Regions from separate parts of the Homo sapiens genome. Here region 2 is linked to region 1. Evidence: chromatin loops called from intact Hi-C (ENCODE). Cell type or tissue: OCI-LY7. All regions are shown on one strand. Each heading gives the region's core, and the rest is flanking DNA. Links, peaks and the distances in the headings are about the cores only.

Region 1 (4,396 bases), core at 101-4,100:
AGGATGTGTTACAGGAAAGGGGTCCTGACCAAACCCCAAGAGAGGGCTCTTGGACCCCACGCAAGAAAGAATTCGGGGGCGAGTCCACAGAGTAAAGTGAAAGCAAGTTTATTAAGAAAGTAATGGAGTAAAAGAATGGCTACTCCACAGGTAAAGCAGCCCCAAGGGCTGCTGGATGCCCATTTTTATGGTTATTTCTTGATGATACTCTAAACAACGGGTGGATTATTCATGCCTCCCTTTTTAGACCATATAGGGTAACTTCCTAATGTTGCCATGGCATTTGTAAATGATCATGGCGCTGGTGGGAGTGTAGCAGTGAGGACGACCAGAGGTCACTATCATTGCCATCTTGGTTTTGATGGGATTTGGCCAGCTCATTTACTGCAATCTATTTTATCAGTAAGGTCTCCATGACCTGTATCTTGTGCTGACCCCTTATTTCATCCTATGATTAAGAATGCCTTAACCATCTGGGAATGCAGCCCAGTAGGTCTCAGCCTTATTTTACCCAGCCCCTATTCAAGACGGAGTAGCTCTGGTTCAAACGCCTCTGACAGACGGACAGGAGTTGATAAAAGTGGATGTATGTAAGAGATATTCCATATATTTAAGAGTTGAAATCCTCAGGACATGGAAACGAAAGGAGGAAGAGAAAGAGGTCATAGTCTGAGGGTCCTGGTGACCAGGCAGGTAACAGTGCCTTTTACTGATGTGTGAAATCAAGGAGGAGCAGCTTTCAGAGACAGACCAAAGGTTTAGGTTTGAACATGAAGAGTGTCCTTAAGAAGTGCAAGTGGGAATGTTAATGGGCAATGAGATCATTTGCATCTGGAATTCAGAGAAGCAAGCTGATCTACAAATTTAAAGTTTGGAGTCATTGGAATGCAAATGGCACTTGTAGCTGGCAACAGCCATGAGCAAGGGTGAGATCTCCAGGCAAGAGCAGAGTGTGAAGGAGACCTGAGAGCAAACTGTGAAGGAGAACAGGATGGAGAAGTCTGCTGAAGAGGACAAGCAGGAAGAGCAGCCTGAAAAGAAGGCAGGGCCATGAGGGGAAGTCAGCTGCCATCAATGAAGCCAGTGTGGAGAAGGAAAGGAGAGATCAGCCAGGTCAAATGCTGAGAGTATGAAATGAAGGCTGAAAATGCCCATCACACATGATGATGTGGAGATACCTACTATTTTGTTAATATGATATTAGCAGGATACAAAGTTGAATGCATTGAGGAGTGAAGAGGAAATGAAAAAATTGGGCTAGTTACGCTCAACAAAATAGAACAAAAGACCCTATTAAAAAATGAACAAAGAATAGATATTTCTGCAAAGAAGATATACAAATAGCTAACAAGCACATGAAAAGATGCTCAATACCACTAATCATTAGGGAACTGCAAATCAAAACCACAGTGAGATACCACTTTATCCCATTAGAATGGCCACTACTGGAAAAAGAGAGAAATACAAAATAATAACTGTTAGCAAGGATGTAGAGAAATTAGAATCTTTAAGTGCTGTTTGTGGGAATGTAAAATTGTATAGCTACTATGAAAACAGTACGGAACTTCCTAAAACATTAAAAATAGAATTACCACATAATCCAGTAATCCCACTTCTGGGTGTGTACCCAAATGAATTAAAAGCAGGGCCCTGAAGAGATATGTGTACATCCATGTTCACAGCAGCACTATTTACAATAGCAAAAAGACAGAAGCAACCCAAGTGTCCATCACTGATGAGCGAATGGATACACAAAATGTAGAAATGTAGTGTATATACAGCCGGGCACGGTGGTTCATGCTGTAATCCCAGCACTTTAGGAGGCTGAGGCGGAAGGATCACAAAGTTAGGAGATCAAGACCATCCTGGCTAAGACGGTGAAACCCCATCTCTACTAAAAATACAAAAAATTAGCCGGGCGTGGTGGTGAGCGCCTGTAGTCCCAGCTACTCAGGAGGCTGAGGCAGGAGAATGGTGTGAACCTGGGAGGTGGAGCTTGCAGTGAGCCTTGGCACTTCACTCCAGCCTGGGCGACAGAGTGAGACTCCATCTCAAAAAAAAAGAAAAAAAAAGAAAAGAAAAGAAATATACGTGTGTGTGTGTGTGTGTGTGTGTGTGTGTGTGTGTGTACACTACTATGGAATATTAGCTCCAAAAAAGAAAACTTTGACACATGCCACAACACGGATGAGCCTTGAGGACATTAAGCTAAGTGAAATAAGCCAATCACAAAAAGACAAATACTGTAAGAGTCCATTTACATGAAGTATCCAGAGCAGTCAAATCAGAGAGAGAAAGCAGAATGGTGGCTGCCAGCGGCTGGAGAAATGGGGAAGGGAAACTTGTTGCTTCATGGGTATAGAGTTTCAGTTCTGCAAGATGAAAAGAATTCCGGAGATCAGTTGCACAGTAATGTGAATACACTTAATACGGCTGAACTGTTTACTCAAAAATAGTTATGATGGTAAAATTTTTTGTTATGTGTATTTCACCACAATTTTTTAAAACTCAGCTATGAAAATGTAACCCTTATATGTGGGTAGAATAAATCACATGTTTTAGTAGCTAAAAAGAAATACTCGGCTAATTATTGTATACACTTCTTTCAAGGAATTTGGTGTAGAAGAAAAAAGAGATCAGGTGGTAACTGAAAGACAAATGTGAGATTAAGAGAAATTCATTTCTTCTATAAATACGGTAGAAGCTCAAGCATATAGAAATGATGATAGGAATGAACTGGGAGGGGGGAAATTTAGAGCAGGAAAGAATAATCAATATTGAGACATCTCTCAGAAGTGGGAGGAGATGCAATCCAGAACACAGATAGAAAGATGAGGCTTGGCCAAGAACACAAACACCTCCTCTAAGTGCAAAGAGAGGGAATGAGGCTGGGAGGAAGGAATGAGGTATTCAGTCAGGTATATTGATTTGGGAGCAGAACGTTGAAGGGTTCTAGTCTAAATGCTTTAATTTTCTTAGAAAAGAATCAGGGTTCTCTTCTGAAAAGACAGGTATTGATGAGGCTTTAGAATTTCCAAAATAGTAAAGAAAGTTCAAAATAGTCATTAAGAGCACAGGAGAACATCCTGGCCAGGGAAATACGGTAGGATTGCTCGGCAGGATGGAGCCCCCATTCAAGGCTGGTATCTTATGAGTTTATCAGGATTCTTATCTGCCCTATTGTGTGGTTTTCTCTGACCTCCTGGGATACCTGGGTACAGGTACAGAGAAAATGTATTGTTGAGTTCGTCCAGAGTTGGGGTTTTGACAAATTTGCCGAGGGACGGGGAGATGATTTGGTAAGACCTAATGTTGAGGAACCAAGGAATCTAAGGTACATATGGAGAGAAATAAGGAGAGACCAATGGATGAGGAAAAGGTTAAAGAATGAATGAACAGGGGGTTCCGAGGGCCAGAGATGGTTTTAGTGGAAGTAGCTGATCAGGCAGCTGGAATGGTTAAAAAAAAACGTGTAGCAAGAGAGAGGAACATGCATATTAAGAATCTTGGCAATGACACTGCATCAAGTTGGTGGGGCGGGGTGGGGGACACATGACAAAGTGGGGGAGTGGCCACATGTGGGGCACCAAGAGGACAGGCCATCAAGCGCATGCTGAAGGCACCCAGGAAGACGGCAGAACCAGGGTGGAGAGAAGACAGAAAACCAAGTGACAAAGCCTTCATTTGTTAGGGAAAAAGGAGGGGTGCTTTTTACAGTTTTATTCACAACATTTGCTATTATGGGTTGCATCGTATCCCCCGAAAATTCCTATGTTGAAGTCCTAACCCCCAGCAACTCAGAGTATGTCCTTATATGGAAATACAGTCATTGCAGATACAATTAATTAATTATGATTATTACAATTAATATAGTTAAGGTGAGGTCCTTAAAGTGGACCTTAATCCAATATTACTGGTTTCCCTATAAAAATGGGAACTTTGGGCCAAGTGCGGTGGCTCACGCCTGTAATCCCAGCACTTTGGGAGACCGAGGTGGGCAGATCACGAGGTCAGGAGATCAAGACCATCCTGGCTAATACAGTGAAACCCCGTCTCTACTAAAAATACAAAACAATTAGCCGGGTGTGGTGGCGGGCGCCTGTAGTCCCAGCTACTCTGGAGGCTGAGACAGGAGAATGGTGTGAACCCAAGGCAGGGCTTGTAGTGAGCCAAGATCGTGCCACTGCACTCCAGCCTGGGTGACAGAGCAAGACTCTGTCTCAAAAAGAAAAGGTACTTTGGGCTGGGCGTGGTGGCTCACGCCTGTAATCCCAGCACTTTGGGAGGCGAGTTAGGTGGATCATGAGGTCAGGAGATCAAGACCATCCTGGCGAATATGGTGAAACCCCATTTCTACTAAAAAAAAAAATACAAAAAATTAGCCAGGCGTGGTGGC
Region 2 (4,396 bases), core at 126-4,125, 88 kb after region 1:
TCTTTAGTTTTAATACCATTGTGGCCATCTGCTTTCACTGAAGATCTACCAGCCAAAAGCCCAGACCACATCTTAATGCCATTAACTCCTGAGAGCCATTTTCCTCCAGAATGAACTCAATAGTCCAGGGGAAATATGGGGATAGCCTCATGTTATCTTTGGTGGCCTGGGGAAAGCTATAGGACTCAGGAAGGTTATTTTCAGAAAGACAAGCACTACCTCTTCTTGCCTGAAGTACTAGGTAATTGTCTTAATTCTCTGCTTCACTTCAGCAGAGGATGCCGAACTGTAACTGCTCCATTGCACATTTTCCATCCAGCCTCAATATTCTGTAGCTCTATTATAAAATGTCTCTGAACTGTAATTTCATCAGATGGATCACTTTGGTATAGACATTTTCCATTTTGATATTCAATTTCTATCCAACTCTGCTTAGCTCACCATGACCCAAAATCTAGGTGTGGGTAAACGGTAAGGAGTGACCCAGGTTACCGAATGGATGCTCACACTGCAATGTGAGGTCATTTAACTGTTTTCATGGCTTAAAACCTGCAGGCCATTCCAGTCACAAATTTATTAGGGATTAACTAGAGAGTTTTATTGAACTATCAGGGACAATAGCCCAAAGCCTAGACTTGGAGTTTACAGCACATGTTTTGCCTACTCCTGAGGGTTCACACTGTGCATTGGTTCCACCAAAGCCATTTACATTTCTCCCTTCTCCTTCCCTTCCTCTGCAAGGGAGGCTTCTTTGCAACCCAGGTGGCCATGGCCCATAACCCTGGCCAATAAGATGGAGGGTGCAAGTCCAAGAGGAAAGATTACCTTCTCCCAAAACCATACAGAGGCTCTATGCTCTTTGATTTCCTTTGCCCTTGTGCAAAAATCACTAGCTATGTCAGATCTACCAGTAGGATTTATTGTTTTGATTTGTTTGTTTGTTTAAAAAAATCCTAACTGCTGAAGTAATCAAAACTAAGAAAATGGTCACAAAAGTGTCCAAGAAAACCAGAGGTATTGCCTTCCTGGTTCCAGAAAGCATTTCCATTTTGAGGCAGCAAAATTAATATCTTAATTCTCAAAATTATAAGACAAAAAATTCTGGAAGGAATTACTCAAACTAAAAGAATCTAGAATGCAAAATCAATAATCCCTGTGGCATAGCTATCACTTTCCTACAAATATTTCTGGCTTTCCTTCTGGGAATAAGATGGGCTTGTGCTTCCTTGCCCCTCCAACATGAGATATCACGGTCGTTTGTTACAGCAAAATAACCAGTCTGACTGCTACCCAATGCTAACAAACAAACTCTGGAAAATGCAGGGACATTGAGTTGGAGAAAATGATCTTTGAAAAGCCCTGAAAAGCGGGGCACGGTGGCTCATGCTTGTAACCTCAGCACTTTGGGAGGCCGAGGCGGGCGGATCACGAGGTCAGGAGATCGAGACCACAGTGAAACCCCATCTCTACTAAAAATACTAAAAATTAGCCAGGCATGGTGGTGGGTGCCTGTAGTCCCAGCTACTCGGAGAGGCTGAGGCAGGAGAATGGCGTGAACCCGGGAGGCGGGGCTTGCAGTGAGCCAAGATCACACCACTGCACTCCAGCCTGGGCGACAGAGCGAGACTCTGTCTCAAAAAAAAAAAAAAAAAAAAAAAAAGAAAAGAAAGGCACTGGAATGTTATCAAGATCACCCAGTGACTCCGATGTGCAAGAAAGCTTAGAAACCATCCAATCAAAGTCTTTTTTTCTTAATTCAAAAAAAAAACACTCTTTTTATGGGCATAAAAGTATTTATTTCAAAGAGGTCAGAAAGCAATGGCTGGCCATGCCAGAAAAGGAAGCTAAGACGGCTAGGATCTAACTAGGAGGGTAAGTTGCAACCTGTTCATACTGCCCAGATGGAAAGGGGACTCCTATAATATCAGCTTCATACATCCACTGTCTGTAACTTCCGTTACCTAATACCATCTCCGTCAGCCTTTCAGCCAAGTATGGTAGCATCTTTCTCGAATATTTATAAATTGCCTACAAGCACTGAAATTGCTGTTAGAAACTATACATCTTCAAACATGCACACTCCATTCTGTTCTCTCCAGACTCTGTTCTCCCCAGAATCCTGCTAATTTCTCTACAGTTTCAAGTCTCAGTCAGGGCTTCAGAAGGTTGAGGAACAGGCTACCCTCTGCAGTCAAGTTTGTCCTGGCTACGAAGTCCTGCCCCACCTGCAATCTGCCTCTGCCCTCGTGCAGTTGTGACAGACTGGAAAGCGCATTGTATTGAATTACCCTTTCTAGAAAAGAGCCAAGTAAGAAATTAGTTATTCATAAGTTCTTTGTGCATGATTTGCCACAGAAATAACATGAACTATTTTTGTAGGGCTTTGACAAACCTGACTAGGCTTAGCCCAACCTGGAATAGTCCCTGGGGAGCCTGCGAAAAACAAGCCACATGAGCTGTCCTGATGCTAGCTTCTGAGGGCCCTGACCCCCAGATCTCTATCCTCCCCCTCACCCTGCTTCTCATCCCCACCCCCTGCAGTCCTTCCTCTCAGGCTTTTGCAGTTACTCAAGATACTGTGCACGTAGCAGAGCAATCAGATGCTTTCTCTCAGATGGCTTGGCTAATGGCCACTTCCTGTGGTTGTCAAATGAAAAAAGAAGAACTAGCACATCCCCAATGACTTATTGTATCACTTCCCGTATCTGACTATCTGGCAGCCAGCATAATTTAACATCACTCGTAAATTAAGAGCCTCTTGCGAGGGTGCCACAGCTGAGCCCACCACCCCGTTTTGCTGATTAGAAAGAAACCGTGCCAGGACTTCCATTATGAATAGTCATTTCCTAAAATGTAACTCCAACAACACTGACATCTAATCATATATTAAATGAATGAATAGGGGTTCCATATCCACCCTGTGGACCTCTGAGCTCATTCTGAAGATTAAAGTGACTTCCTTTAACGTTCTCCCCACTAGCACCGTGCCCGTAAGGCCAGATTTCACCGCGACCGCCCCTTGCACCCCCCAACCAGCCCTCCAGCCCCCAGGTTATCCCCCACACTTTTCCCTGTCTCTTGGCTTTGCTCCGTTTCCCTTCCCTTCATGGCCTGGCCTGTGAGAAGAGTCAAGGTGAGCTCAAGCGAGGACCCTCATTCTGCCCCAACACCTCAGGCCCCTTTCTTGTTGAGAGTGGACAGCTCCATCAGGCACTTGGTGCCAAATGGAAGCAATGGAACTCGGTGCTGGCTCTCCATGTCCAGCCAGCGCTGGCTGCAAGCAGCAGAGACAAGCAGGGGCAGAAATCATAAGCAGACCCCTAGGGCTGCGTGTCCTCCCCTGGGCAGGCACACAGTGGGGCGTGCTAAGCAGCTTCGTAGGTAGTGGCTGCGCCGCATCTTGTTGACCTTAGCAGAGAATCCCATTCTCTGCTAGGCTTTCCAGCCAGGCTGGAAAAGCCTAGCTCATACTTGAGGAAAAAGACCTCCTTGATGCCATATAGGTGGTTTTGCATGTGCGTTCGTTCTGTTCTCTTGCTTTTTTCAGTGTGGGATTGTGAATGAGCACTGGAGCTGGGTCCAATGGCCCAATTTGCACACTGGCTTTGTTTGGTGCAGAGCGTGGCCACGGCCTCAGCAGCCCTATTGGAAGTGAGCTGTGTTTGGGTAAATCATGACCTCTCTGAGCCTTGGGTTTCCCTCTGTAAAATCGCAACCACACTCTACTGAGCCTTGATCTATGTTCAGGACTGTGAAAAATCAATGAGACAACACATATGAAAATACTCTGGGAAATGGAAATTTATAGCTGTCATTTTGCTAAAACTTATAAGAATAGATTAGCCCAGTTCTAGTAATAACTTCATCATTTATGAGTTGTGTGTCTTTAAACATGATATTTAAACTTCCTCAACCACAGGAACTTCATACAACTCATGGCTCCTTCCTAAGTTTGCTGTGAAAACTAAAATGAGTTGATATAAAATACATACCACAGTACTTGGCAGAGAACGTGAGCTCGGTAAATGACAACTGCTTTTATTTGTTATTGTTAGTATTTTTATTATCTGAAGAGGACAAAGAAGATAAAAAGCTTGTCCAAAAAAAAAATGAGATGCCATTTTTATATTTTATGAGTCTCGAAAAGATCAGGGACGTGGTTTCTAAAATGACTTTGATTCAAAAATAAAGACCAGTGTTTGATAGCTTCAGAATATTGTCTAACGGATTTGGGAACTCTGAAAAAAAAATATGAGAACAGCTGACACACTGCAGCTTAAATATAATCAGTCACTGAAATTGCTCTGCAATTTGTTTCAGTGTTTTCCTGTGGATTTCTTTTTTTAACCCTACATGTGTCCTAAATATATAATTATATGGCAGAGTATAATAGCTC

Evidence for each region. A loop is a pair of places that touch in the nucleus more often than their neighbours do. Peaks named below come from ENCODE experiments on the same cell type or tissue, not always from the same donor. Only the 100,000 strongest peaks of a DNase experiment are listed, where the experiment ranks them.
Region 2: it touches region 1 in a loop (6-fold over the local background); 3 of 110 quality-filtered maps call a loop at or near these places.

The regions. Positions count from the first base shown.
Region 1 is chr6:163,754,215-163,758,610 of GRCh38, reverse strand. The region is part of intron 1 of LOC124901499 (a long non-coding RNA gene); the gene reads right to left. Among named protein-coding and RNA genes, the nearest start is that of QKI, 340 kb to the right of the region's middle. In OCI-LY7, for the core only: no CTCF peak of the experiment used is centred there; a DNase peak (open chromatin) is centred at 2,340; H3K4me3 peaks cover 1,822 bases; H3K27ac peaks cover 2,788 bases.
Region 2 is chr6:163,666,115-163,670,510 of GRCh38, reverse strand. All of the region lies in intron 1 of LOC102724152 (a long non-coding RNA gene), which reads left to right. Among named protein-coding and RNA genes, the nearest start is that of QKI, 250 kb to the right of the region's middle. In OCI-LY7, for the core only: no CTCF peak of the experiment used is centred there; DNase peaks (open chromatin) are centred at 1,950 and 2,610; H3K4me3 peaks cover 1,713 bases; H3K27ac peaks cover 1,639 bases.